Regions from separate parts of the Mus musculus genome. Here region 2 is linked to region 1. A link is a loop called in an ENCODE intact Hi-C map of the cell type or tissue named here. Cell type or tissue: heart. All regions are shown on one strand. Links, peaks and the distances in the headings refer to the core of each region. The heading gives the core; the rest is flanking DNA.

Region 1 (2,912 bases), core at 312-2,811:
ACAACAATAAGTCAAAATTAAAAACAAAAATCAAAAACATCTTTAAGGGGCCGGAGATGGCTCAGTGGTCCTTGCAGAGGACTGGAGTTTGATTCCTTGCGGTGGCTCACAACCATCTAATTCTGATCCCAGGACATCTGACGCCTCTCCCTGCACCAGGCTCTCGTGTGGTCCACAGGCATACATGCAGTCAGATGTGTGTGATAACATTTGGGTTTTTCCCGGTCTCTCTGTTTATAGCCGGGGGCAAGGGACTCCTTGTCAAGCTAGATATATTTTGGTGTTTTTCCCTCAGTAGCACTGACTTCCAGTGTTTTACCGTAGTTTGAGGGAGAGAAATCTCAGAAGCTGGCTCTAATCAGCAATTCTGGAGCTGAGAGGTCTGCTGTTTAGGCTGGCTTTGGTGGCTGAGAGTCACTGATGTTTCCAGGGTTGGTTGACAGCAGGGCCTTAAATGCCTGTGTGGGTGCAGGACCGGCTCTGCCCAGCAGGTGGTGCTGCTTCCCCACAGCCCCGTTGAAAGGCATCAGGTGGGAACAGGGAGGGAGCAGGGACATGACTAACAGTTCATTTATCTTTAAAAGCCAGTAACAGGCTATTGCAAGAGCAGAGGAGTTAGACAAAGTTTTGGCAGTAATACCAACCACAACCCACCCGCTAATCCCCTTTCCTCTCCTGTATCAAACACATTTTAAAAAATACATTCCTTTTGGGTAGACAAGTTTTAGCAGCAGTGTTTAAAGGGGCTTGTTTTCAGGAATTTTTTTTTTTTTACTCCTATAAAAAAATAATTAAATATACTATGTCCCATAACAGTTTGCTATACTACCACCTGTGCCTTGATGTCCATATTATACCATCCTCAGTAATGTTCAACAATAATTTGCAGAGCTCGGCCTGGTGACTTGCAGTTACAATCCCTGGCAGGGGCCAGCCTGGTTTACATAGGGAGTTCCAGGCTGGTAGCCAAGGCCACGTGAGCTCTGTCTCAAAACAAATCAAAAATCCCGCAGTTGTTGCTGATAGAGTAATGAGTAAAATCTGCCCTTGAGTTTCTCTCAGGTTTATTCTGTCAAGACGTGAGTCCTGGGCTGACATGAGGGCACATTGTCCCTATGGTCAGCATGCATATCCTCTAGAGATGTTAGGAAACCAAACAAAGACAAAGTAAGGTCTGGGAGGGCGGGCAGGGCTTGTAACCTAATCATGGGAGACCAGATAGAGAAGGGGAGAGAACACTGTGTGTGGATTAAATGTAGAGATTTAGGTAGAAGTGCTGGGACTGGGGACTAGGGAGCCCCGTGGCTGAATACAGTTAGAGAGGTCTACAGAAGAGGCCTGACCATTAGGTTGTTGGATCCTAGTGAAATTCTTAGCCTGTACTCTAGATGTGGTCGGAAGCTACTGGGGAATTCTGAGCGGGACTGGGTGACTTAAATTGTGTTTGATGGAGAATGGGTTGCTATAGGAAGACCTATGAGAGGAGAGAGTTGGAAGCAGAAAGCGCTTGGGTGTTTTTAAAAAAGATTTAGTACGCGCGTGTGTGTGTGTGTGTGTGTGTGTGTGTGTGTGTGCCATCATGTGCTTGTGGGTGGAGGCCAGAAGATGGCATCAGATCTGAAACTGGAGTTACGGGGAGTTGTGGGCCACTTGAGGTAGATGCTGGGAACTACACGTAGGTGTTCTTCAAGGGCAGCAAGCGCTCTTTGCTGATGCTCCATCTCTTAAGGTCTCACTCAGGTATTTTGACCACAAAGGAATAAGGCGTTTTTACATAAACCAATGGAAGGCTTAGAGGAGGGACAGTTAGGGGAACCACCCCAGGAAGCCCCACAGTGGTGAGTTTGGGAACCGCCACGGTTGTCACAGCAATGGCTAACCCATGAAGCTGGCCAAGAAGTGGGGTACAAGCCTGCTTATTACAACCTCTCCAAACACTTGCATTTTAGTGACCTTAGAGTGTTTTACATCTCACTGAGTAACTCAGTTCCAGACCCTCCTGTAGGTATGTCTGGGAAATGTTTTTAATTTTTCAACTCCGCTAATTGCTCTGTCTGCCGGATCCTGTATCGGAGACTATTGTATGGAAGGGCTAGCAGTGGCTGGTTTTGGTGTGGTAACACCAGAAATGGACATGGATGTCTTAGAGGTGTTGATAACCACTTTAGGTTGACAGGACTGGAAAGGGAAACGCCTACAATTTTACCTTGAGTAACTGGATAGCTGTTGCTATGGAGACAGTGACTTGATGTGTAAAGTGGAAAGCTGATGTAGACTGGGAGACAGAGGTAAGAAGTAACCAAACCAGTGAGTGCGAGCCCAGAGCCTAAAGCTCTGGCCTGACCGCAGAGCAGGCTGAGGTTGAGAGCTGATCGGCATAGAAATGCTGTTAAATCATGGAGTTTTGACTAGGGGAAGAGTTAGACCTGAAGTTTCAACTTTTGAGATTAAGCCTAAGAAGGAAGCAAGCCAAGCAGATGAAGAAGAGACTATGATGAGCCCTGACAGTAATGCAAGCGAGGGTCTAACTCCATTTTAATCCCCCCGCCCCCCATAGGGTTGCGGTCTTTGTTACTGGGTGTTAGGATTTTCAGTGCGCCCGGGAGAGGTGGGGAAAGGGATCATATAGAAACCCCTATCTGCCAAGAAAACACCAGGACGTGTTATTCAAAGCCCTAATTCACCAAAGATCATATTTTTCTGATCTTCCTAACAAGCTTTTAGGCCAAGTATATTGTTTGTCCAACTATTACCCATCATTCCATTCAGCTGTGCTTAATACATTTGTCTTTTAACTCTTTCAGCAAAGTGGCCTGGGTAGCTGCCAGAACTGGCAGAGTTCCAAGCTCGGGAAGGTACGGCCAATCCCTTCGAGCCGTTACGGGCATTGTCAGACGGTTGCTGTGGTGGCT
Region 2 (2,912 bases), core at 165-2,664, 250 kb after region 1:
AGCACAGGAGAGATCAGACAAGAACCACTGGGGGAGTGGTGGAGAGATGACTCAGTGGTTAAGAGCATTAACTGCTCTGTCAGAGGTCATGAGTTCCCAGCAACCACATGGTGGCTCACAACCATCTGTAATGGGATCCGATGCCCTCTTCTGGTGTGCCTGAAGACAGCTACAGTGTACTCATATAAATAAAATAAATAAATCCTTTTTAAAAAGAAGGAGGAGGAGGAAGAGAAGAAAGAGGAGGAGGAAGAGGAGGAGGAGGAAGAGGAGGAGGAGAAGAGGAAGAGGAGGAGGAAGAGGAAGAGAAGAAGCCAGTGTCACGTGGATGACACCGTAAGAGATGACCCAAAAAGCTAGGTGGGGAGTCCGAGTCCTGGAATCCCAGCCCTAGGGAGCAGAAATATCATGAATTAAAGACCATCCTGGGCTACATGGCAAGTTTGAAGCTAGACTGTGCAACATATCTCAAAAACAAACCAAAGATCCACACCTTAAAAAAAAAGTTTTCACAGAAAGCAAACAGTTACTATTTCTTTACATTTTTCAGTGTAGGGTGTGTGTGTGTGTGTGTGTGTGTGTGTGTGTGTGTGTGTGTGTGTGTCCGTGTGCTCATGTGTGGAACCAGAGGACACCTTACTGGAATCAGTTCTCTCTTTCCACGATGTAGATGTCCGGGATTGCACGCAGACAGACCCCCAGGCTTGGTGGCAAGCATCTTTACCCACTGAGCCATCTTGTTGGCGCTGTTATTATTATTTCCCAGATCCCCCACCACACCCTTCTATGAGAAGGGTCCCCAGTTGGGAAGAAGTCATTCTGGCATCCTCCTTCCTTTCTCATCTCCTGTTTACTCACCAGCCACATAGCTAAGCCACTCACCCACCACTTTCACAGTTCCTAGCCACGGTAGTGTCTGGAGTGGCTATACACGGATGCAAAAGACCTATGCCACAGTTACATACCCACAGCAAGGAGGGGAATTCCTCTGTTGTAATAGAAACAACTAGATTTCAGTTCTGAGTTCTAGATTCTAAATTATGATTACTACTCTCACTACCATTTGCACGTGTTGACCGCTTGGACTATGACATGACCCACCAACACCATTGCTCCATTTTACAGATGTGAAGTTTCCCCATGATCCCTAAGCTAGCAATAACAGAATTGAAGATTAACACTGCAAACTGCCTCATATCCCTGAGTATTTTAATTATTTGCAGAAACTGGAATCTTCCCCCGTGGCTTTGCAATTGTTAACTAAACTACATTTTTAAAGAAAATTTAATTCCATCTCTGCTAGATATTTGCTAACTACCGCAAGGACAAATGCAAAAGGGTACAAACAAATGTCACCAAAAAGCTATTCTGTTCATTGCTGATTTTTTTACACATATAAAAGATGTTTGTTTGTTCGTTCGTTTGTTTGTTTTTGACACTGCTAAGATATTTGAAGTCACAGCCGAGATGGCTGTAGGGCTGTCTGGGGGAGAATTGGAGAGTGGAAACGCCAACCTGGAAGTCAAGAGGATTTTAGCCCAGTTTCCAACAGTCACCTCTCCAGACCACAGGTACATCATGGGGAAGAAGAAATCAGCGAATGGCATAGTTTTGAAGAGCCTTTCTTGTTTTAGTTATCTAGCAATTCGTGAAGTTGGTAGCATTGCACTGGTGCCAGAGGTGTGGGCACAGCGCCGCCTACTGGCAGTCTCTTTGTACTGCCCTTCAAGGAGGTCCCGGTGAGATAGATCAGCGCACCAGCCAGCAGGTGGTGATCAACCTTCGCATTTTGCTACGTTGGGGGAGGGGGAGACGATGGGGGAAGGGCTGGCTGGATTCATACACGCTAAGATTTTAAAGAGACCCAAGGGATTACAGAGGAACTTAGGAACGTGGTCAGAAAAAAAACACAATGAAGTAAAAATTTTAATATAAGACATTTTCTCCTTCTTCTCTTCCTCTTCCTCCCCCCTCCTCCCCTGCCCTCTCTCTCCCCCTTCTCCTTCCTCCCTTTCTGTCCACCTCCTTCTCCCCCTCCCCTTCTCCCCTTCTCCTCAGTCCCTTCCTGTCCCCCTCCCCCTCCCCTCCCCCACCCCATCACGTCTTCCTAAATCCTGCCCTCCACCCTGATCACTGCCAAGTATCTCATCTTGTCACTTGCTTTCCCCATAAACACAAAGCTATAGGAAAGGGTTGAGCAGGTGACAGGGAAGCCAGCATGGATCACTAAACAATGAGACGCTGTGAGAAAGACAGGTGTTCAACCCTGTCCCTAAAAGTCAAAAGCACCCAGCTTTACGCCTTGTGAAGGATGGCGGCTATACGGGAAGCCATCGGCCAAACCATAGAACCACAAGGAATGGTCTCCCCATGTTTTGAAGCCACCACATTTGGGGTGTAAGAAGCCATGGAGAGCTGAAACACTCCCTGCCTTGCATGTTTCTCCATTGCTTCAGTGACTGAGGTGTAGGAAGAGGATTCGGCTTCCATTTCTGTGAGGCACTGATACCACAGCTATCAGAAACAAAATTCTCAAAGGATAGAACTCAGCCACCACTCACGGCTGCCAAATACAGATCAAGAGTGGGAAAAGTCAGAGTGTACGTGGGGCAGTCAATAGAGAGCCACCAATGCGCTGCAGGTCCCCTCTTCTCTTCTCACCACAAGGGATACGGGCAAAGGCTGAGTCTTCTTTATCTCAAGCCTAAGGAGAGAGCTCATATTTTCAGCTCCCGTGGAAAGCTTTAAAATATTTTCAACAAAGTAGAGGGGCAGCAGACAACAGATCTCAGAGTCATTCCTGAGACACTTGGGGTAACAGCAAAGCATTCAGGGATCTGTCTGTTTTTCTGGGTTTTCTAGAGTGCTGTGTGCTTGTCTTAGTTTGTGTTTTACTGAAGTGAACAGACACC

Evidence for each region. Hi-C counts contacts between places; a loop is a spot of excess contacts. Peaks named below come from ENCODE experiments on the same cell type or tissue, not always from the same donor. Only the 100,000 strongest peaks of a DNase experiment are listed, where the experiment ranks them.
Region 2: it touches region 1 in a loop (9-fold over the local background); 32 of 42 quality-filtered maps call a loop at or near these places.

The regions. Positions count from the first base shown.
Region 1 is chr5:100,069,906-100,072,817 of GRCm38, forward strand. No RefSeq gene overlaps it. Among named protein-coding and RNA genes, the nearest start is that of Tmem150cos, 6.6 kb to the right of the region's middle. In heart, for the core only: a CTCF peak has its summit at 1,824; a DNase peak (open chromatin) is centred at 486.
Region 2 is chr5:100,320,537-100,323,448 of GRCm38, forward strand. No RefSeq gene overlaps it. Among named protein-coding and RNA genes, the nearest start is that of Gm45913, 20 kb to the left of the region's middle. In heart, for the core only: a CTCF peak has its summit at 1,693 (motif pointing left); no DNase peak of the experiment used is centred there; H3K27ac peaks cover 461 bases.